2 separate regions of the Mus musculus genome follow, and region 2 is linked to region 1. A link is a loop called in an ENCODE intact Hi-C map of the cell type or tissue named here. Cell type or tissue: left cerebral cortex. All regions are shown on one strand. Links, peaks and the distances in the headings refer to the core of each region. The heading gives the core; the rest is flanking DNA.

Region 1 (7,367 bases), core at 1,631-6,630:
CGCGCTCTCTTATCTCGTGGTTACCTGGGGAGCTCCGCTGCTCCCTCTACCTGTGACAGGTCCCCTCCTTTCCCCTGACCCGGCTCGGTTGACGCCCAGACATTTAAAGCTACAGTGCATAATTCTCGGGTGATCTAATCTTTTAGTGCCTGCGGGCCCCAGCGCACTTAACTACGGAGGGGGCAATTTAAAGGGGCGGGACCCCAACCACTACCTCCCTTGCCTCACAGGAAACATCCAGAAGCCTTGTCTTGAAGAAATATAACTCTCTCAAAAAAAAAAATCTTTTAAAATCCCCGACGGCCTCTGGGCGTGGTGAATTTTTAAGTGCTTCACAACAAGATTGTGCGCTCCATTGCTTCTGGACCTTTAACCCGTCAGACTTCCTGTCCGCATCCTGTCACTAACAAGTCCTCGGCTGGCTCTACCTGGAGCTTGAGGAAATGACAGAGTCTGGCGTGGACTTCAAAGCCTTAGCAAAACAGAAGCAAGAGGTTCTTCAACAAGCTAGGGTCTGCTTTACTGAACAAAGTCCCTGTTCTGGCTTCTTGTGGGAGAGATGAGAAGAGGCGACAAGTGGTGGGTTAGAAAATTTATAATCTCGGAGTCAGACTGTTTTGGTTCAAAATTTTCCACTATTTCTGAAAAGAGCAAAGCACATCTCTTAACTCTCCATCCTCTTGGGTAAGCTGAAGGTGGTAAGGCCAGGTACATAACTTGTGAATTTGGTGTGAGTTTAGTTCCCAGTAGACTAGTACAGTGCCTCGTGTTGCACTGTATGACCCACACGGGCTGCTCAGCTGAAAATGAGCCCTTTTAGGGCCTGCGTGAGTTCAGAAAAGGCTCATAGTGGGCCAGTTCAATAGGACTATTCTGCAAAGAGCTTGGAGGCATATATGTACCTCCTTAAACAGGAAGCACGTAGGCTTCTAGTCCCTCGGCCTCCCTTTTCAACCCTTCCACTTTGCCCCTCCTTCCAGAAGCCTGATTTATGTAGGATCACACATGGTCCCCAAATGTTGCTCCTTAGTTTTCCTAGTAGTATGGGGGGTGGGGGCACAGAGCTGCCAGTACTCCTTGAGCAGTCTGGTTTGCCCCCAAGACTTGAGTGAAGGCATCTGCCCTTCCCCAAGCCCTGGGAGAACACAGCCTTGTTCCTGCTTGTGGCTATGGTGGGAGCAGAATGGGAAAGTGCCCTCCCCGTGGGGAACCTCCCCTCACTTGTGGCCTCTATTTTTAGTGCTTCCCCAGGCTCTAGCTGGAGAAACCGTTTAGTCATCAGGGTGTTTATTTTTCCGGCTGTTTCCCGACGTCGGGAAAAGCAGAATGTTGAGACTGGAGAGATTCAGGGCTGCTGGAAAAGACGTCTTAGGAACAGGCCTGGGAACACAGCCTTCAGGCCATTGGGTCCCAGCTTGTAGGAAAACAAAACAGGATGGGCCCGGGACAGCTAAGCCCTCAGGAGTGTTCAACCTGCCTCAACCTTGGAGGCTCTCCAAGCTAGAGAACCTAACTCAGTTTGTTTCTCAAAACATAACCAAGGCCAGAAGAAAATTTTTTTCCCAGAATCCCCCTCCCCAGCCTCTCCCTAACTAACTTGGTGAGCTTCCAGCGAGCCATGATCCCAGCCAATCTCAAATATGAGGCTGGCCGTCCATGGCTGTGATTGGTTGGCTGGCCCTCTTTAGACCTGGAATGTTGAGTCCTTTAAAAAGGAATGAGGAAGGAAGGTGAGTCACCTGGGGAAGATATTAAAAGACTAGCAGGAAGAGCTCCGAGAGCTCAGGGAGGTGGGGGCCCTGGACACTCACTGCTGACTTGACAACTCACAGGAGACCAGAATAGGGGGCAGTAAAACTACAAGTGGGACAAAACTCAGACTGTGAAAACGTCTTGGGAGAGGTCTTGATTTCCACGAAAGACTGAAAAGGGCCAAGGTAATGTTGGAAGTTAGATGAAAATTGGACTTCCTGAAAGTGACTCTGAGTTCTTTTCTTCTGGCCCTTGAATTTCCCATCCCAGAATCCTCTGGGTGGCAAATGACTGAGTCTCGTGCTTCCTCTCCTACCTCTGGCTGTGCACCATTTCTTGTTAATCAGTTTATTCTGTTAGCGTACCATGCTGCATATTTAGATGTCGGAGGATAATTCTACGGCGTGGATCTTCCACTTTTCCATTTGTTTCAGGATCAAACTTCCGTGGCCAGGCTTGCATGGCAAGCGCTTTACTGCCTCAGTCATCTCGCCCATCTGTTCTAAAGAAAAGTCACCTTCCAGCCCTGCTGTAAAACCTTGATACCCACCGACATCCTAAAAAGAACACCCTGTAAACTCACATGCATCTTCACAAAGCTATCTGGCAAATAAAACTTAATCCTCCTTTATCCACCCCTTCTCAAGCTTCTCCAGTTCACCTGAACTGGAAAGGTCCCTGTTCCTCTCAGCACCCTCTTCTACCTGGCAGTCAGTCCTTACTCAACCTAGGAAAAGTGCTCTAGCCTTCCCCTCTAGTCTGGTGAGCTGCTTGGCAGATCCTCCTCCTCTCACCTTCCCCTCCCCTGCGCCATCTGGACAGTTCTCAATCCCCACCTCCACCCGCGACTCCACCACCGAGTCATCCTTCCTTTAGTTTTTGGATGATCACCGCAAAGACCCCCAATTCTTCCCCGCATCTGCCACCAAGCTTGCGAACCGGACCCTCAGCAGGTGGGCGTGTATTTTCTCCGCGGGAAGGTGGGACGCTCCACTCCGCCCTTGTCTCCTCTGGACGCACTAGCTTGCTGGGTTTGTTTATTTCCTAAGGTATTCCTCACCAGCTCCTGAGTTCCTGCGGGGATGCAGAGCTGGCGTGGAACGCGCTTAGCAAATGTATTCGCGCAGCCCTGTGAGTCAGAATTGTGCAAACTCTGCTGAATACCTCATTTCTGCATTCATAACCATGGTAGATAAGGACAGGGGTTGAGTCTGGGGGTCCTACAACTCCACTTCAAGCCAGAGTTGGGGTAAAGGGTAGCAGAGTCCGCCAGAAACTTGTCCAGGTCCGTGTGGCACAGTAGTACCCTATGCTGAGAACCGGGTGCCTTGGGACCAGACCTGGGGACAAGAGCAGAGGGCCCTGGAGCTGAGGGACAGCGAATGGTGCCAGAGCGGTCTCGGGTCCGTGTACCCCCCACAGGAGCTCCCTGCCCCCGGCTGGGCAGGATGTGGTGGCAGCTGCAGTTGGGTGGGCAGGATGTGGGGGTGGGGGCAGACAAACACAACCTTACAGTAGTCTCCCCCCCACCCCCAGCTTCTGCCTCCACCCCCTCCGGGTCACGTGCTCCCAGCTTGGGCACCGACGGACTATTTCTCTTTTTCCGCGGAAGAACATACCAAACTCATAGCCTTGGACTTAAGTTGTATCACGCCATTTTCTTGCCTCTATTCCCAGCCTAGGGCAGAAAGTTTGCCCAGGACGTATTTCTGTAAAGCGCGAATTAACTCAAGAGAGGCCCCTTTAAATGCAAATGAATCGCCTTCTTGCTCCGCTCCCCCCAACCCCCATCCCAACTTCTCTCCTCGTGCCCAAACTCCACCAGCTGCTATTGACGTCAAGCATGCGTCAGCATCGCCAGCCCAACCAGACAGCACGTGGGGGAAGAAGGCAATCTTAAAGGGCCAGTAGCTCAGGGCCTGTTACTGGAGAAAGGAAAAGCGAAGTGGGGTGTTAGAAACTATAGGAACAGGAAGAATTGCAGAGACATTCAGAAGGACTGCAAAAGGCCGACGAAGTGGCTCAGCGGATAAAGGTGCTTCGGTACCAGCCGGAGAAGCAACTTCCCAGAGTTATCCTCTGAGCTTCACACATAACATCTCTCCCCTGCACACCATACAATACTAATAAATATTTTTAAAAAGAATTTCTGAGGTAGGAGAGTGTATTCTTTTCCTTTTTATTTGTTTTTGCTTTTCAAGACAGGGTTTCTCTTTGTAGACCTGGTTGTCCTGGAAACTCACTCTTTAGATCAGACTGACCTCGAACTCAGAGATCTGCCAGCTTCTGCAGGTGTTAAAAGTAAGTGCCACTGCCACCCGGTGGCGCTTTTTAATTTTTTAAATTAATTATTTATTTTTACTTTCTATTGTGTTTGTGGAGATCAGAAGACAACTTGTAGTTGGTTCTCTCCAGCTTGTGGGTTCTAGGGTTCAAACTCAGATCATTGGGCAGTTTGGGGCTGCAAGGTTCTTTACAGCAGAGCCTCCATGCCATAGCCCCTTTTAAATCCTTTCTTTGCGCGCTCTCTCTCTCTCTCTCCCTCTCTCTCTCTCTCTCTCCCCCTATTTTCCCTTCCTGTCTTCTTCCCCTGTAGGGCCTGAACCTCACACATGCTAAGGACACATTCTACCACTGTGCCGCATCTCCAGCTCAAGAGAGCGAATCCTAAAGCAGGCTTTGCCTTTGGGAAAGAAACCCAGGAGCTGGAAGAGCAGGTTCAGTCTGAAGGCAAAGGAGGCATGCGCTTTAGCTGAGTGGAAGTGTTAGACAGGGACTAGTGGAACTCTGAGTTCCAGGCCAGCTTGGTATATATAGTGAGTTGCCGGACAGACAGCTACATAGTGAGACCTTGTCTCCAAGCACATGAGTGCAGTCTTTTCCCTCACCTTATTCAGTGTGTCTGTCCACAAGTGTTGTGCCTCCAGCTAGTGTAAAGAACAGAGTAGTCGCCCAGTTAAGTATTTGTGGATGGGAGAGTTGAGCCCTGTGCAGGCTCACCTTTTTCAAGAGCCTCTCCTACTTCTGTCAGGCTCACAGAGCACATGCTCAGGTGATCTTGCTTTTGGAATACATACAGCATTTTCTGAGCAGCTCTTGTCTTCTTCCCTTAGAGCCATGCGCAGCCAGATCCCAGCTTCGACTGTTATTAGCTGGCTGACCTTGGACAGTGTTACTTGCTGTGAGCATTGAATTGGGCAATTTCAGTGGTGCTTTTTACTTGTTTATTTGACAGGGTCTCATCCTGTGGCCCTGTGGCATGAAAATCCCCCTGCCTCTGCCTTCAGAGTGCTTTTTTTTTTTTTTTTTTTTTTTGGTTTTTTTTTAAAGGCTTTTTTTTTTTAAGATTTATTTATTATATGTAAGTACACTACATCTGTCTTCAGACACTCCAGAAGAGGTCGTCAGATCCTGTTAGGGATGGTTGTGAGCCACCATGTGGTTGCTGGGATCCGAACTCTGGACCTTTGGAAGAGCAGTCGGTGCTCTTAACCGCTGAGCCATCTCACCAGCCCCAGAGTGCTAGTTTTAAAGTGTATGTCGTATGCCGCAGTGCCCAGCTAAGCAATTTTTTTTTTTTTCTAGACAGGGTTTCTCTGTGTAGCCCTGGCTGTCCTGGAACTCACTCTGTAGAGCAGGCTGGCCTTGAACTCAGAAATCGACTGAGTTCTGCCTCCCAAGTACTGGGATTAAAGGCGTGCGCCTTACTGTGTGTGAGGGTGTGTCATGCTCACCTGTAGAGGTCGGAGGACACAATCTGTGGGAGTTCAAACTCAGGTCATCTGGCTTGATTGCAAGTACCTTTTACCCAGAAAGTCATCTCACACGCCCTTTAAAAAGTAGTTATTGTTAGTGTATGTGCACATATGCAGCAGTGCGAGTGTGAAGAGCAACATGCAGCTTACCAAGCTTGCCAGCCCCATGCGTGGAAAGTTGCTTGGGGCAAACAGGAGTACTGCAGAGGATTGTGGGGATTTCAGTCTTTCTTAGGACAGACTCTCCCTGGGCAGCACAGCCTGGCCTTATGCTGTTGATCCTCTCTGCCTCCGGAGTCCTGGGATGAAAGCCTGATTGGGAGGGAAGTTAGGTTTTTAAACATTTTGTTTTGTTTGGTTTGGTTATTTTAGATTTATTTATTATGTGTACAGTACATAATACTATGTATTATGCATACCAGAAGAAGGCACCAGATCTCATTATAGATGATTGTAAGCCACCGTAAGTTGCTGGGAATTGAACTCAGGACCTCTAGAAGAGCAGTCAGTGCTCTCAACCTCTGAGCCATTTCTCTAGTCCCTATTTTTTTTTTTTTTTTTTTTTTGGTTTTTTGAGACAGGGTTTCTCTGTGTAGCCCTGGCTGTCCTGGAACTCACTCTGTAGACCAGGCTGGCCTGGAACTCAGAAATTTGCCTGCCTCTGCCTCCCAAGTGCTGGGACTAAAGGCATGTGCCACCACGCCCGGCCCTATTTTGTTTTGTTTTGTTTTAAATTCACTTTATATATACTCTACCTGGTCCCCCTGCAGACAGTTCCCCCCCCCCCCATCCCACCTCTGAGAGTGCAGAGGCTCCCTCTGCACTCTCAGAGGTCGGATGAGGATAAGTCCTAAAACTCCCCTCTCCCCCACTAAACTATGAGCTGAAGAATAAGGCTATAACATTTATTTTCAGCACAAATGGGGCTTATTGCTAGTGCTTTAAAAACGTGTTTGTGCCGGACGTGGTGGCACACGCCTTTAATCCCAGCACTTGGGAGGCAGAGGCAAGCGGATTTCTGGGTTCTAGGCCAGCCTGGTCTACAAAGTGAGTTCCAGGACAGCCAGGGCTATACAGAGAAACCCTGTCTTGAAAACAAAACAAAACAAAACAAAACAAACATGCTTGTTGACAGTGAACTAGGTTGTTCAGTGGGTACAGGAACAGGTCCAACCAGGCTCCATCCCTAGGTCCCATATTGTAGAAGGAAAGAATTGATCCCTCTGACCTTCCCAAGAGTGCTGCTTGGTGTGTGTATACACACACAGACACACACTCAGACACAAACAAGCAACTGTATAGAAAGATATTTTAATGTTTGTTGAGGGCAGGAGAGGAAGCTCAGTGGTTAGGAGGAAGACTTAAGATTAGCACCTGGAACCCACTGCACAACAATCTGTAACTCCATCTTCAGGGGATTCTAGAGCCTGCTCCTCAGAGACCCATACATGTGTGGCATACAACTCATACAAATACACACACATATAAAAAAAAAAAAAAAAGTAAGCCATGGGGCTAGAGAGATGTTAAAATGCACTTGCTACAGGGCTGAAATCCCTAGTGGTGAGACAAAATAGCAATGGCCAGTAGAGCAAGCTTTTAATCCCCTCCCCCCTCTCATGCTGCCACCTCTGAACTAAGGAGGCAGAGGCAGGCAAGGCCAGTCTGGTCTACAGAGCTTGTTCCAGGACAGCAGAACAGTCAGGGCTACACAGAGAAACCCTGATGAGAGAGAGAGAGAGAGAGAGAGAGAGAGAGAAAGGATGGGTGAATTGGATGGAAGAAAGATCAAGCATTCAGTCATTGTGGAGGTTTGAATGAGAATGGCCACATAGGCTCCTATGTTTGAATGCTTGAGTC
Region 2 (7,367 bases), core at 1,241-6,240, 51 kb after region 1:
TCCACCCCCAGGCCCGGGAGCTGAAAGCCTTGCCCATTAGCCTCTGTCTTAATAGCTCTCCATCCCCACAGGATCTCTCTGGTAAGAACCTCTCTGCTGAGGCCAGAGAGCAGGACACAGCGTCCCTGGCCTCTGATCTTTCCCTAGGGCAGGCTCTGGCTCACATAAGGCCATGAGGCTGTGTAGAGCATCCCAGGCTCTCCCAGTCATCTGTTACCGTTGGCGAGGTTGATGTGGCCCTGGATCTCTGCCTGGGTGAGGCAGGATTCATAGATGTCCTGCTCCTGACCATCGTCCTGCAAAAGCGAGATGGAGAGAGACTTGAGATGGGGAGGTGCGGGGGTGGGGTGGGGGGGTGACAGCACAATCTCTTCCTCCCTATCCTTGTCATTTCTGCAGACTGACAGCCAGCCAGGCCAAGACCAGCCTGCTGAGGACTGAGGAGAACGTGGGGTCTACCCCCAGACACCAACAATTAAGCCAGTCGGCCTGTAGACTCTGCAGTCTGGCCTCAGGGCTCATGTTTCCTTCCAGACCCACTTCAGCTGCCTGAGGCTCATCCCTCCAGCCTGCTCCCTCACAGAGATCACCCTCCAGCTCCTCTGCTCCTTCTCAACGGTCCCCCGAGGCAGGACAAAGCACAGTCCTAGTTCCCGCTTGAGACTCCCTAGGCCTCTCAACTTCCTGGCCCCTATAACCCAAGGTTTCTCCTTACATGATTCCTGGCATTGGCCGCCTTCTCCATCTTGGCTAGGGCCAGCAGCTCTTGGTAGACAGCTGCCAGAGGTTCTCGAAGATTCCCCAGGAGAGCATTGGGATTCTGCAAGGTGACCAGAGTGTCCTCTACCACCCCTCGCTCCACGGCATCATTGATGGCCAGAATAGCTGCATGGACTTGGAGGGGTAACACAGCAAGGTCAAGAAGCCAGAAGGGACCCAGACCAGAGCACAGTTGGCCGAAGCACCAGGGAGCTTGACCCCCTTGCCTGTGGATGAGGTGCCAGATCCCTCCCAAGGGCTATGAAGCTTGCAGTGGCGCCCCCTCCCCTCCATGCTGCCCCATGCTCCCACATCCTACCCAGGGGCAGAGTCCAGCCCTACCTGCAGCCTCATCGGCTGAAAACTCATTGGCCAGGATGCCCCCGATCTTGCTGAAGGCCGGTAACTGGAGGCCATATTTGGCCAGTTCAGAGGCGATGTTGCCGAGTTCCTCAGCTGCAATGACGCCAGGGATGCTCTTCATTAGGCCTAGAACCCCCAAGCCCCTGCTTAGTCTATGGACAAAGGAAAGGAGCTGGCTTACCTGTGAATTTCACTTTCCCATACAGGTCATGGATCTGTGGAGCCAATCCCAGCCGGAAGAGGAAGAGACTGGGAAGGACAGAAGGTATTAGGACATTGGGATGTACTAACCTCCACACCTTGACCACAGGTGTGTAAAATGACGATGGAGACCCAGAGGTGGAGAGCACTTAGCAGTTGCCCTCCAGTCACTCCAGTGCATGGGAATAGCCAGCCAAGAGCCACAGAAGGAATAAAATACCATACAAGTCTCTATAGCTGTGGCAGCTCCACAGAGGGCACGCTGCAGCGGAAGTCACAGTGGAGACAAGAGGAAGATTACAGCAAACACAGCCACAGAGGCCAGAAATGGAGGCAAAGAAGGGTCCGGGAAGAGAGGGCGTGAAGAGGTGACACTGAGGACCCGGGATCTGGCCAGGCCCATTCTATGATTCGGCCAACTGTAATGCCTGCCTGTGAATAGAACCAAGTAGCCTCCCATGCTGGCACTAAGTGGCTTGCACGAGCTGCTCCTGATGGGCCCTTGTTCTGACTCATTCACGTCCAAGTCATGGCTTCATCCTGCTGTTCCTTCATTTGCAAGGCACACACACACACACACACACACACACACACACACACACGTGCTCACGAGCACGCTTATGAACGTAAATACCCAAAACTGCTCAGTCGGCTATCGCCCTCCCTCCTTTCTACAGCATTGATTGCTCTTGGCTGATCCAGGTAGAGGAGCCTGGCTGACAAGTCAGGCTGTCTCACCTGAGAGCGTGAATGCAGTAGATCACCCGAGGCATGTTCTTTTTGTCATAGATGTCTGTGGTCTCTGGGAGGAAGATCTAGAGGAGAAACCAGACAATTGCTGCACATTGGGAAGAGCGGCACCAAGGAGGGCTGTGCAATACAGCTTCCAAGCTGGCCTAGGGAGGGAGGATCATGTTGAACAATGCATCCCTCTCCAACCAGAGCTGGGAGTGCCTGCAACCCAGGCTTCTAAGTCAGTTCCTATAACCATTCCCATTTAGTCAGATGTCAAAAAGGCTTACTAAGTAAGCCAAGACGCAGCCAGTTACATAGTCACAGAGTGTTCAGGGTCAGCTGACCACTAGATGGGACCTCTGGAGCTACAGGATGCAGGCTATAGTCTCCTGTAGGGAAATCAGGTCCCAGGCACTCAGCCCGAGTGAGTCTGGTCCTTGACCGGAGATTTTCACCACATAGATAATGTACTCTGGGCCGTGCGCTTAGGCAGGGCTGAACAAGGCATGCATTGCTATGACCCACAAAGGCACCAAGCATGCCACGCTGTTTTTCAAGCCAAGGGCCTCTGATCTGCAAAAACCTCTAAGAAATGAAACCTGGGGCTGGAGAGATGGCTCAGTGGTTAAGAGCACTTGCTGCTCTTCCAAAGGAAGAGGTTCAACCAAAGGACCCAGGTTCAATTCCCAGCACCTACGTGGCAGCTCACAACTCTCTGTAACTCCAGTTCCAGGGATCTGACACCCTCACAGAGACACATATGTAGGCAGAAAACCAATATACATAAAAGTAAAAATAAATCAATCGATCATAAAACATTATTATTAAAAAGAGAGAGAGAAAGAAACGAAACATAAGCTTAGTACATCCTATGTTATAGTCAGCTTAACAAGGGACCAAAGCTAGAGAGCTGTCCCACTTACACCAACACAGCATACGCCCACCACTGCTTCTGTCTCCTAAAATGTCTCTCTTAAAAAATAAAAATAAATAAAAATAAAAAAAATGGGGCTAGAGAGATGACTTGGTTGTTAAGAACACTGGCCACTCTTCCAGAGTTCAATTCCCAGCAACCACATGGTGGCTCACAGCCATCTGTGATGCAGTCTGGTGCCCTCTTCTGGCATGTAGGTGTACATGCAGGTAGAACACTCATACATAAAATAAATAAATCTTTTTTTTTTAATTTTTTTTTAAAATATGTAAAAGTGTCTTGCTTATATGTATTCAAGTGTACCACATGCCTGCCTGGTGCCTATAAGAGTAGAAGAGGGAATAGGGGTCCCTGGAACTGGAGTTCCAGATGGTTATGAACCAAGTGGCTATTGGGGAATTGAACCCAGATCCTCTGTAGATACAGTAAGGGCACTTAACCTTCAAGCCATCTCTCCAGCTGCCCTTTCACTTTTTTTTTTTTTTTTGGTTTTTCGAGACAGGGTTTCTCTGTGTAGCCCCATCTACACTACACAGGGGCGCCACGTGACAGTACTGATGAGCCTCAGTCCAGGAGACCTTCCCTCCTTTCATTAATAGGGAGGTGACAGCAGAGACCTAACAACCTAGTTCAAAGGCCCAGAGTCCCCCGAGGAACTTTCTCTTAGATCACATGGAGTCTTACCGAAGGCAGACCGATGTGGGCTACCGCAGAGAGCCAAAAGTTGATGTTGTCCGTGTGCCGGAAATGCAAGCCAGTCGCCTGAAAGGGAGGAAAGAGGGAATGTTTTACCGGTCTCAGGACTCCCTATGGGAGGAGCCCAGATGCCAGCTTAAGTGGGGAGGAAGGATAAGAGGATCCAACGGATGCTACCCTGTGGATTCTCTGCCCCATGGAACAGAAAAATAGTGGAAACCACCAGAAATGGTGATCGGGCTGGACAGTGGGGAGGCAGGGACAGAGAGGGCAGTGCAGTAAGGCTTCCAAGCTGGCTCAGGACAAGAGGCTCGAGCTGGTTAGAGCATGAAGAAGAGACTTGGGGCTGGAGAGATGGCTCAGCGGTTAAGAGCGCTGACTGCTCTTCCGAAGGTCCTGAGTTCAAATCCCAGCAACCACATGGTGGCTCACAACCATCCATAATGAGATCTGACACCTTCTTCTGGTGTGTCTGAAGATAGCTACAGTGTACTTACATATAATAAATAAACAAGTCTAAAAATAAAAAGAGAGACAAGAAGAGACAAGCAAGACCCTTCAGGGTGGCAAAGCCCACGAGCCTCGGAGTGTGCAGTGTAATTAGAAAAACCTCCAGCCATTTGTACCTCAGGGCACCTTATGGCCCAGGCAGCAGGGCTCCATGCTGTTAGGGGAGCACCCACATGGCAGAGAGATGCTAGTGAATAGATACTAACCACATACAATTATTTATACTTCTTTTCATCCTCAAAAATGACTGTATATGGACTTTTTTGTTGTTGTTTTTTTGAGACAGGGCTTCTTAGTGTAGCCAGCCCCTGCTGTCTTGGGACATGTTTTGTAGACCAGGCTGGCCTCAGCCTCAAACTACAGAGATCCGCCTGTCTCAGCCTCCCAAGTGCTGGGATGAAAGCATGCATGTCACGGCCAGCTCATATATGGACCCTTAAATGACGTGGTCCCATACCCTTATAGCTGTGAAAAGGGGCATCTTGGTGGGGGAGAGATGGTAAGGGGATAGATCACACTGTGTCCACCTGGTAGCGTAGCTGCTCCACGTCGTAGATCTTCTTCAGGGGGACCACAGAGGGTGCAAAACAGTGGCCCAGCTTGGCCAGTAGCACTCCATTCCGGAGGCTCTCCTCCAGCTCCACAGGGGAAGGAAGCTCCTCCTTCAAGCACACCTCCATCCAACTATGAACAGGAGAGCATGTCTTACCCACTGGCAGGCCACACAGGTCCTTGCGCCTGCAGGATCTGCCCATCCCTTTTGACCTGACACTCCATCCCTTCCCTACCCTATTGGCTTGCTGATCCCCAATTTCCCCAGGCTGCCACAGAGGCCTGAATAGGCCAACCCTTTCCCTCATTCACCTTGGAAAGCCTCCCTGGGTGGCTCCCATACCTGCCTGCTGTAGCTGGTCTTTGCTACTTTACATGTTCTTCTTTTTTTCACCCTTTCTCCCCCTCCCCCTCCCAGTTTGATGGGGGGGTGGGGGAGAGAGATCTCTTAATCTAATTTCTTTTTAACTATGGCTATTAACAAACTACAACCAACCCCCATGAACAACCATCACCAATGCCTCTTAAAGCCCTCACTCTCTGAAAAGGTCCCAGAATTCCAAACAACACGCAATGGCAGAAACTATATGCAGCTGTTGAAACCACGCCTCTGCTAGAGCAGGAGGCAAATCATAGTCAGCTGTTGTGGGCAGTCAAAGCACACCCCCCCCCCCCCCCCGCGCGCGCACGCACGCACGCACACACACACACACACACCCCCCCCCCCACCTGGGATAAAATGAAAGCACAGTCTTACAATATGTCTGTATTTTTATAGAAAACAGCTGAGCATGGTGGGACATGCCTTTAATCCCAGCAGAGGCAGAGGAGGCAGAGGCAGAGGGATCCCAATGAATTCCAGGCCAGTCTGGTCTACAAAGCAAGTCCAGGACAGCCAGGGTTGATTACACCAAAAAAATCCTGTCTCAAAAAAACAAGACCAAACCAAAAAACCCAAAATTCTAAAACTGTCACTACAGCCTGACTTCATGGAGGTATAGCCAGACTCTTACCCTGATGTGTAAGGTAACCTCTCACTTTGTCTGGCTACACACCTGACTCAAACCAAATGGGCTCTGCCATTTCTCTCATTGTTTATGGTTCTGAGAACTTAGGTACAGAAAGCTCATGTCTGATGAAATGATTTCCTCAGTTCACCTCTGAGACTCCACTGCATTCTGTAGAAATGAGGCCAGCATCACCGGTCTTCAGTGGGCAGCTGCCAGGATCAGGGAGCTATCAGTCTGAGCACACTTTGAATATAAATGCATTTTACTGCTGGAGGTTATACAAGTCAGGCACAGTGACTCCCTAAACAGACTCTCCAGATATTGAGGTCTACAGATAGTATGTTTCCAAAGGGAGCCAAGCAGATCTTATTTCGAGCTGTCCTTGCTAGACATCTGATTTCCTATCTGCTTCATCCTATCTTCTTTTTGGAAAACATTAACAGAGACTATTGGCTAAGAAAAAAAAAGGGGGGGTGGCGCTGGAGAGATGGCTCAGAGGTAAAAGGTTCCAATTCTGATTCCAGCATCTGAATGGCGGCTCACGCATCTGTAACTCTAGTTCCAGTGGATCTGATAACCCCTCTGGCCTCCAAGGGCACCAGACATGCACACGGTACACAGACAAACATATAGGCAAAACAATCATATACATTAAGTTAAATTTTAAAAACAAATTTTTTTAAGGAAATAAAAAGGGAGTGGAAAATGACTCAACAGGTCAGAGTGCTAGCCACACAGGCATGGGGGCCTGAGCTCAAAGCCCTGCACCCACATAAAACCCCAGGCATAGCCACAAGTACTGGTGACCCCAGCAGCCTAGCTCCAGGTTCAGTGAGAGACCTTGTCTAAGGAAAATATGGCGTCTTCTATTGAGCCTGAAACTAATCAAGACTTTGTTTTGTTTTCTTTTTCGCTTTTTTTTTTTTTCTTCTTTCTGAGACAGAGTTTCTCTGTGTAGCCCTGGCTGTCAGGGACCTCTGTAGACCAGGCTGGCTTTGAACTCAGAGATCTGCCTGCCTCTGCCTCCCCAGTAGTGGCACTTTACTGAGCCACCTCCTTTGGGCTGACCTTGATTTTTTTTTTTTTTTAATCCTCTTACCTCCTAAGCACTGAGACTACAGGGGTGTGGTCTCATGCATGGCTAGACAAAACTATTTTAACTTGCCCTTTCCAGCAGCACAGCCCCTTGTCTGTTTGCATTTGCTCTGGGGACAGGTGACTGGAATCAGGTAGGAGAAGTGGACCCTGCTTACCGCTTGGCTTCCTCCAGCCGGCAGAGGTACTGATAGGCGACATTCTGTCGCCTCTGCTCATCCATTTCCTCAGCTGTGAGGCGCTCATCTAAATCGTGAGGGGAGACAAGGCAAGGAATGCAGCGTTAGATAGGAAACCCAGCACCCACGCTGGGCTGGGCAGCTCACAACTACCAATGCCCACTTCTGGCTTCTGTGGGCACCCATACACACAAGGTGTATATTCACACAGACACGTGCACATAAATAAAAATGGATCTTGGGCAGTGGTGGTGCATGTCCATAATCCCAGCACTCGGGAGGCAGAGGCAGGCGGATTTCTGAGTTCAAGGCCAGCCTGGTCTACAGAGTGAG

What was found. Peaks named below come from ENCODE experiments on the same cell type or tissue, not always from the same donor. Only the 100,000 strongest peaks of a DNase experiment are listed, where the experiment ranks them.
Region 2: it touches region 1 in a loop (2.4-fold over the local background); 20 of 42 quality-filtered maps call a loop at or near these places.

Annotation. Positions count from the first base shown.
Region 1 is chr3:88,134,666-88,142,032 of GRCm38, reverse strand. It overlaps a transcript of Mef2d not described here. Among named protein-coding and RNA genes, the nearest start is that of Mef2d, 4.0 kb to the left of the region's middle. In left cerebral cortex, for the core only: a CTCF peak has its summit at 4,074; DNase peaks (open chromatin) are centred at 2,821, 3,574, 4,036, 4,546 and 2 more places; H3K4me3 peaks cover 3,140 bases; H3K27ac peaks cover 3,171 bases.
Region 2 is chr3:88,083,665-88,091,031 of GRCm38, reverse strand. Iqgap3 (IQ motif containing GTPase activating protein 3) reads right to left here. Exons shown (of 38, transcript NM_001033484.1): 2 at 7,014-7,101; 3 at 4,726-4,882; 4 at 3,677-3,754; 5 at 2,062-2,138; 6 at 1,304-1,371; 7 at 1,102-1,215; 8 at 716-894; 9 at 218-296. Among named protein-coding and RNA genes, the nearest start is that of Iqgap3, 5.3 kb to the right of the region's middle. In left cerebral cortex, for the core only: a CTCF peak has its summit at 3,184 (motif pointing left); a DNase peak (open chromatin) is centred at 3,138.